2 separate regions of the Homo sapiens genome follow, and region 1 is linked to region 2. Evidence: read pairs that join two places in POLR2A ChIA-PET (ENCODE). Cell type or tissue: PC-3. All regions are shown on one strand. Links, peaks and the distances in the headings refer to the core of each region. The heading gives the core; the rest is flanking DNA.

Region 1 (4,387 bases), core at 226-4,225, 120 kb before region 2:
CCTGGCCACGGAGACCTGGACCCGCCCGTGGGCTTCCAGCTGTACCCGGAGATATTCCAGGAGTGTGGGTGACGGCCTTAAAAGTGACTATCTAGACATTACGGGAGGCCCGAGATGGGCTCAGGGGCCCGAACCTCTGCGGCGGCCTGCAGGGAGGTCCCAGAATCTAGGGCAAGAGCTGGCCCTGGGGTGCGGACAGTCTGATCTTGGGCCCTTAGCAGCCTCCTCTGCCAGCACCTTGCTCCCCACTGCCCAGGGCTCTCCAAGGCCCCCTCTACTGAGGCAGGGCTGAGTTGAGAACCCCCAGACCTACATAAGGGGAACCAAAAGCTGTTTCTCAGCCCAGAGGTGCTAAGAGGACTGAGGTAGAGGAGAACCTTGTTTTACCCATTGTCTTTTTAAATTTTTTATCATTATTTTTATTCTTGTGACCCTCCCAGAACACAATACTCATTGTCTTTTTATTTATTTATTTATTTATTTCTGAGACAGCTTCCTGCTCTGTCACCCAGGCTGGAGTGCAGTGGTGTGAACAGGGCTAACTGCAGCCTCAACCTGCAGTGCTCAAGGAATCCTCTCCCATCAGCCTTCCAAATATCTGAGACTACAGGCGGGCAACACTACGGCCAGCTAATTTTTAAATTTTACATAGAGATGAGGTTCTCACTGTTGTCCAGGCTGGTCTCAAACTCCTTGGCTGAAGTGATCCTGTCGTCTCGGCTTCCGCAAGTGCTGGGATTACAGGCGTGAGCTACCACCATGCCTGGCTTCCATTGTCTTTGTGTGTGTGTGTGTGTGATGGGGTTTTGCTCTTGTTGCCCAGGCTGGAGTGCAATAGCGCAATCTCAGCTCACTGCAACCTCTGCCTCCAGAGTTCAAGCAATTCTCCTTCCTCAGCCTCCCAAGTAGCTGGGACTACAGGCACCCACCACCTCCATTGTCTTTTTACTGCCCAAGTTAAAATCCTGTGACTGTGTACTGGATCTGGCCTGCGGTTGTCATATTTATTGATCTGAGTCCAGGCAGTGTTTTTAAGTGATATGAGTTAGTAGTGAAAATTGAAAAGGATATTTTACAACCAAATACAGGTTTTCTGGTGTCTTTTGAAAAATCCAAAGATTTGGCAACTCGACCTAGGCTCCGACAAAACCACAGTTGTTGGGAGCTGAGCCGGAGCCAGAACTCACAATTCACCGTGGCCCGGCCACCCATCCCCACCACTCCCGTGGGCTCCTGACCAAGCACCACGTGCCATTCATCATGGCTTGCTTTTAGTGTTTTTGGTGTTTATCTTAAAGTACAGCGAAGAAGAAAGGGAAGTATTTCTTAGACCCATGTCTCTGTCCAAATAGGCCTTTCCATCTGGCATTTCCCGCTCATTTATATGACTTGCTGAGTTCCTATGGTCATTTGAGTTTGCAAACAGTGGTCTGTAGCACTCAGGTTTTCTGGAGTTGGAGAGAAAGGGTGGCAAGAGAGAAGTAAAAGTTGGTTTTATTTTAGATCTTTGCTTGTATTGCATTTTATGGTTTACAAAGTACTGTCTCTTCCATTGAATCATTTCACCTTCATAAGTGCTGAGAGAAACCCCTTGGTTGAAGAGGACAGCCTGGTCAGGAAGAGGCAGTCAGGACTGCCTTTCATCCCAAACCAAGGGGTGTGTCCGCCATCAGCCAACAGGCAGTTCCTGTTTTTGAATGGGAAGGTTTTGAGAGCTCCCTCCAGTCTTCTTTGGGCCTCCCTGAGATAGCCACATGCCTCAGGACTTCTTAGCCCTCCTAGACCCTGCCAGGAGGGCCTTATCACAGTTTTGAACTAGAAGAGATCTTCACTTTCCTAGGCTTTTACAGTTGGAGACACTGAGACCAAGGAGGGCTAAGCAGCCTGTCCAGGGTCACACAGAGACCCCAGGGTTCTTAGCTGACTGCTGACTTTACCCATCACTCCTGAGGCCTTCACTGGTGTCTCAGCCAGGGTTTTGCAGGCATCTGCCCCTCCCTGTGATAACACCCAGCCCTGACCTGGATGGGGTCAGACTAGCCCAGCATCAGTGAAGCCCACGTACCAGATGAGTTCTGACAAAGTGGCCATGTGACAGATCAGGTCAACTCAGAATCCAGGCAACGAGGAGAGTCCCAAGGCGCACAGACCTTGCATTTTTCCTCTGTACCATCATGGGCAGAGCGGGGTAGGCCAGGAACACCTGGTGTTAGATTAGATTTGTAGCCAGGGGTGACTACCCATCTGTATCCCCAAGCTCTGCACAGAATCCCCACCCCCATTATCCATCTACCACTAATTCCTTTGTGGGCAGAGTCTAGCCATGGGCAGCCCCTGCCCTGCTCCTGGTTAGGACAACATCTCCCTGAGGAGAGCAAGGGCCTGTGACCTCTGCTGGCCTATGCAGAGTCACCCAGCTCAGCCCTGTGTCTGGCCTACCCAGGAAGGAAGAAACCAGATTAATCAACCTGGAAGGAGGTAGAAGTTTTGGAGAAAAGACACTGTTCCGGTGTCAAGTGAAGTAATGAACTGACTTTATTCCAACCTCATCTCCAATCCGACCCCACCAAGGTCTCTCTCTCCTTCAGCTTTTCTGGGGCGGGTTGACTCGTGCGCCACCTTATCACAGGGGCATATTGGGGTCAGAAGAGGAACCTTGGCAGTAGAAGATACCTTTGTACCAGTTTTTTTTTTTTTTAATGTTTTGTTTTTGAGATGGAGTCTCTCTCTGATGCCCAGGCTGGAGTGCAGTGGCACGATCTTGGCTCACTGCAACCTCTGCCTCCTGGGTTCAAGTGATTCTCCTGTCTCGGCCTCCCGAGTAGCTGGGATTACAGGTGTGCGCCACCACACCTGACCAGTTTTTGTATTTTTAATAGAGATGAGGTTTCACCATGTTGGCCAGGCTGGTCTTGAACTCCTGACCCCAAGTGATCTGCCTGCCTTGACCTCCCAAAGTGCTGGGATTACAGGCATGAGCCACTGCACCTGGCTATTTTTTGTATTTTTAGTAGAGATGGGGTTTCACCATGTTGGTCAGGCTGGTCTCCATTTCCTGACCTCACATGATCCGCCCGCCTCAGCCTTCCAAAGTGCTGGCATTACAGGCGTAAGCCACTGCACCCGGCTTTTGTACCAGGTTTTAATTCCTAGTGTACAACCTAGTTCCCTCCCCTAACCCTCAGCACAGCCTCCGGGAGGCCCAGCTTGCAACACCAGTTCTCAGCCCAGACTGACAGCCAGATCTTGGCCCTCAGCTTGCCACTTAAAGGTGCTATGATTATTATCTAGAGATCTCTGAGTGCTTTGAAGTTTGTAAAGCTTATTTAGGGCCTAGAAACCAGACCTGACTCCTCTGCTTCCTGCCCTCATGACCCAACTTTCCAGCATCTCATCAATTTTTTTTAGTGTCATGAAACCCTTCAGCCTCAGCCCCACCCCATTCTCAGCTCCTCATTTCTTTTTTCTTTTTTCTTTTTTTTTTTTTTTTTTGAGACGGAGTTTCGCTATTGTTGCCCAGGCTGGAGTGCAATGGCACAATCTCGGCTCACTGCATCCTCCGCCTCCCGGGTTCAAGCAATTCTCCTGCCTCAGCCTCCCGAGTAACTGGGATTACAGGCATGCGCCACCACGCCTGGCTATTTTTTGTATTTTTAGTAGAGATGGGGTTTCACCATGTTGGTCAGGCTGGTCTCCATTTCCTGAACTCAGGTGATCCGCCCTGAGCCTCAGCCTTCCAAAGTGCTGGGATTACAGGCGTAAGCCACTGTGCCCAGCCAGCTCCTTGTTTCTTGGCACAGATATTTCCACCAGAGGTAGGGCCTCCTTTTCTCTCTGCTACCACAGGTCTTTGAGGGTCAGCCCCAGAAGCAATTGAAGTCAGGAAGGGGCTTTCCCAGGCTTCACTGTGCATTGAGGATATGCTTGTCTGCATCAACAGAATAAGCCACATCCAAGTGGCCAGCCAGAGTGAGAAGTAAAGGCCATGGCCACATGCCCATCCCTCGTCTGTCCAGGCCATTTAAGGGTGGGAGACCGGGTGCAGTGGCTCACGCCTGTAATCCCAGCACTTTGGGAGGCCGAGGTGGGCAGATCACCTGAGGTCAGTAGTTCAAGACCAGCCTAGCCAACATGGTGAAATCCCGTCTCTATTGAAAATACAAAAGTTAGCCGGGTGTGGTGGCGGGTGCCTATAATCCCAGCTACTCAGGAGGCTGAGGCATGAGAATTGCTTGAACCAGGGAGGTGGAGGTTACAGTGAGCCAAGATTGCGCCATTGCACTGTAGCCTGGGTGACCAGAGTGAAACTCCGTCTCGGGCCAGGCGCGGTGGCTCACACCTGTAATCCCAGCACGTTGGCAGGCTGAGGCGGGCGGATCATGAGGTC
Region 2 (4,387 bases), core at 172-4,171:
AACCAAAAAATCAAAACAAAACAAAACAAAAAACAAGGAAGCAAACTGAGAAAGAGAAAAACATGAGATTAAGGAAATGCAACCCAGCACAGGAGAGAGGTGAAGGTAATAGCTAAACAGTAGGCTTACAGAGCAACCAGCCCACACTGGACAGGGAGCCTGGAAGGCTTCCAGAAAGGCCTTCCAGAAAAGAAAAATATGAAACTGATATAATATTGATACATTTAATTGTGTGAAAATTGTATTGGCAGGATAATCGAATATGTGAAAACAATTAGTGGCCAGGCATGGTGGCTCATGCCTGTAATCTCAGCACTTTGGGAGGCTGAGGCAGGAGGACTGCTTGAGGCCAGGAATTCAAAAGCAGCCTGAGCAACATAATGAGACTCTGTCTCTACCGAAAAAAAAAAAAAAGAATTTGTGATAATCATTTAGAAAATTAGCAAACGACTGCCAGGCGCGGTGGCTCACACCTGTAATCTCAGCACTTTGAGAGGCTAAGGCGGGTGGATCACCTGCGGTCGGGAGTTTGAGACCAGCCTGACCAACATGGAGAAACCTTGTCTCTACTAAAAATACAAAATTAGCCAGGAGTGGTGGTGGGCACCTGTAATCCCAGCTACTCGGGAGGCTCAGGCAGGAGAATCACTTGAACCCTGGAGGTGGATGTTACAGTGAGCCGAGATCGCACCATTGCACTCCAGCCTGGGCAACAAGAACGAGACTCCATGTCAAAAAAAAAAAAAAAGAGAGAAAAAAGAAAATTCACAAATGACAACAAAAAATGAATCAACACAGCCAAGAATAACCCTGTAAAATAAACCAACTAACCAACTCCAGCCCAAAACAACCTTATAGAACAAATGAAATGTAGTCATACATTTGTATGAGGTATAGGGAGAATAATAATTGAACATTGACTTTTTTTTTTTGAGACAGAGTCTCACGGTGTTGCCCAGGCTGGAGTGCAGTGGCATGATGGCGGGTCACTGCAACCTGTGCCTCCTAGGTTCAAGCGATTCTCCCGCCTCAGCCTCCCGAGTAGCTGGGATTACAGGCAGACACCACCATGCCTGACTACTTTTTGTATTTTCAGTAGAAACAGGGTTTCACCATGTTGGCCAGGCTGGTCTGGAACTCCTGATCTCAAGTGATCCACCTGCCTCGGCCTCCCAAAGTAATCCTGGGATTACAGGTGTGAGTCACCGTGCCTGGCCAACATTGAATATTTACATAGCCAGTTATGTAAATACTATTAACATCAACAACAAAAAATAGGTAAATCAATTCAATCCATTTTTCTCCTGTTCAAAGTGCAGAAACAGCTTTTCCAGCAATTTCCCACCCCTGCTACAGATCTCCAGCTTCATCTCATGGCACTCTCTCTACCTCTCTCACTACCTGCTGGCCCATCAGCCTTCCCTGGGACTTCAAACAAATCAAGATCCTTTGTGCTTGCAGTTCCCGCTGTCTGGAACCTCACCTCACACTCACCTGACTGGCTTGTTCTCAGTCCTGTCTCAGTTCAAATAAAACCTCTTCACAAAGGCCCTTTCCCACCTCCTGGCCAACAACCAGCCACTCTCCAATGCATCACCCTGTTTATTTGCTTTGTAGCTCTTATCCTAGCCTATAATTCCCTTGAGAATGTGTTAGTTCGCTTTAGAATTGTCTCCTTCTGGGCAAGGCATGGTGGCTCATGCCTGTAATCCCAGCACTTTGGGAGGCTGAGGCGGGCGGATCATGATGTCAGCAGTTCGAGACCAGCCTGGCCAACATGGTGAAACCCCGTCTCTACTAAAAATACAAAAATTAGCCAGGCGTGGTGGCGGGCACCTGTAATCCCAGCTACTTGGGAAGCTGAGACAGGGGAATCGCTTGAACCTGGGAGGTGGAGGTTGCAGTGAGCCGAGATCATGCCATTGCACTCCAGCCTGGGCAAGAGGGCAAGACTTTGTCTCAAAAAAAAGAAAAAAAGAAAAAAAAAGAATTGTTCCCTTCTGCTAGTATGTAAGCACCAGGAAGGTAGGGATGTTCAGTATCTCCAGCAGCTAGAACAGTGCCTGGTCCATAGGTACTGACCCTTTCTTTTCACTCTTCTGGGGCTCTTGGTGTCTCCTGCAATTGAAGCTGGTACCACTTTTTTTATTTGAGACTGTAACCCAGACTAAAGTGCAGTGGCACAATCATAGCTCACTGCAGCCTCGACATCCTAGGCTCAAGTGATCCTCCCACCTTAGCCTCCCCTGAGCAGCTGGGACTAGAGGCACACACCACCACACCCAGATAAGTTTAAAAGTGTTTTTGTATAGATGGGGTCTTGCTATGTTGCCTAGGCTGGTCCCTGGCTTCAGGTTGGGCACCATGGCCTGTAATCCCAGCAGTATGGGAGGCCGAGGTGGGCGGATCATTTGAGGTCAGGAGTTTAAGACCAGCCCGACCAACATGGTGAAACCCTGTCTCTACTAAAAATACAAAAAAAATTAGCCAGGCATGGTGGCACAGGCCTGTAATCCCAGCTATTTGGGAAGCTGAGGAAGGAGAATGGCTTGAACCTGGGAGGCTGAGGTTGCAGTGAGACAAGATCACAGCACTACACAGCAGCCTGGGTGACAGAGCAAGACTCTACCTAAGAAAGAAAGAAAGAAAGAGAGAAAGAGAGAGAGGAAGGAAGAAAGAAAGAAAGAAAGAAAGAAAGAAAGAAAGAAAGAAGGAAGGAAAGAAAGAACGAGAAAGAAAGAAAGAAAGAAAAAAAACGAAACGAAACTAACTCCTGGTTTTTCAAGTGATCCTCCTGCCTTGGCCTCCCAAAGTGCTGGGATTACAGGCATGAGCCACTGTGCCTGACCCTATTTCCTTTTAGGAGGAAGTTTAGGAAGGCTTTTCAGACGAGGTGGCCTTGAAACAGGGCTCTGCAGGATGGGTGGCATTTGGATTTGGATGTGCACAGAACGGGGCGGGCATTCCAGATGGAGGAAACTGAGGAAGCAAAGGTGGGGAGGGAAGAGTCCGGAACATCTCTCTGGACTTCAGCAAGTGTGTACAGGGACAGGATGGAAAAGCAGGTTCGAAGAAGACTTCAAAGGGTGTTGGGGACTCTCTGGCCTGAATGAGCTAGGCTGGAGATTCCTAAAAGCCCCTGTTATGACTCTCCCTGAAAAATTTAAGAACAAATATTCTGAATTATAGCAGCACCTTTTCTCCCAGTAGCAGAAGGATGTACTGCAAGCATGGCCTGCTTGCCTGGCCCAATCCATCCAGCCGGCCATTAAACCTTTATTGGCTTGCACTGGAAAAACACCTTTGATTTGAAAAGACTCATGGATCCCGTCTCTTGGGAAGATAGGCTCATAAAGAGCTAGTTACTGGGGCACGGTGGCTGATGCCTGTAACCCCAGCACTTTGGGAGGCTGAGGCAGCAGGATCACTTGAGTCCAGGAGTTCGAGGCTGCAGCGAGCTGTGATTACACCACTGTACTCCCGCCTGGCCAACATGGTGAGACCCCGTCTCTAATAAAAATAAAAAAATTAGCCAAGCGTGGTGGTGTATGCCTGTAGTCCCAGCTACTCGGGAGGCTGAGGCAGGAGTATCATTTGAACAGAGGTTGCAGTGAGCCGAGATCGTGCCACTGCACTCCAGCCTGGGCAACACATCAAGACTCCATCTCAAAATAATAATAATAATAAAATATAAATAAATAAATAAGTAAACATTAATAATATAGAAAACATCTCACTATGTTGCCCAGGCTAGTATCAAACTCCTGGGCTCAAGCAATCCTCCCACCTCAGCTTCCCAAAGCGCTAGTATTACAGAAGTGAGCCACCATGCCTGGCTCCAAATCTTGGTCTTTTCTGCCTAGATTCTTGTGTTAGTTATTCATCTTCAGTTCCTTGACTTTCAGTATTGTCTAAATGATTGAGACTGCCACATCTGAATGTCTAGCCCTGATCTCTCCTCTAAACCTTAGATTCAAAACTTCACTGCCAACTCACCATGCCTCTTCAACTTGCCTTGCCCTAAACCACACGCCTGAGGCCACACGTGTTCAGTCCTGTCCCTCATCTTTTCCATCCCCAAATCAGTCACCATCCACCCACCGGGTTGCCAAACCCTCAAAATCTGTAAGCCATTCTACCCTTTCTCCCATCCCCCATTCAAAACCAACAAAAACCTCCAGATCTACCTTCAAAATACGTTCCCAAGACATCCACTTTGCTCCATCTTCACCCACCATCACCTGGCTCAAGTCACCATCATCTCTTGCCTGGACAACAGCAGTAACTCATCCCCCTGCTTCTACTCTTGCCTCCTCCAGTTCTTTTTTTTTTTTTTTGGAGACAGAGTCTCGCTCTGTTGCCCAGGCTGGAGTGCAGTGGCACAATC

What was found. Peaks named below come from ENCODE experiments on the same cell type or tissue, not always from the same donor. Only the 100,000 strongest peaks of a DNase experiment are listed, where the experiment ranks them.
Region 1: POLR2A ChIA-PET joins it to region 2 with 11 read pairs; 26 of 35 experiments call an interaction of 5 or more read pairs at or near these places.

The regions. Positions count from the first base shown.
Region 1 is chr16:30,550,879-30,555,265 of GRCh38, reverse strand. It overlaps ZNF764 (zinc finger protein 764), which reads left to right. Exons shown (of 3, transcript NM_001172679.2): 3 at 1-1,502. The coding sequence ends at 72. Among named protein-coding and RNA genes, the nearest start is that of ZNF764, 5.3 kb to the left of the region's middle. RefSeq lists an enhancer at 1,361-1,860. In PC-3, for the core only: no CTCF peak of the experiment used is centred there; no DNase peak of the experiment used is centred there.
Region 2 is chr16:30,434,708-30,439,094 of GRCh38, reverse strand. No RefSeq gene overlaps it. Among named protein-coding and RNA genes, the nearest start is that of DCTPP1, 6.9 kb to the right of the region's middle. In PC-3, for the core only: no CTCF peak of the experiment used is centred there; no DNase peak of the experiment used is centred there; H3K27ac peaks cover 304 bases.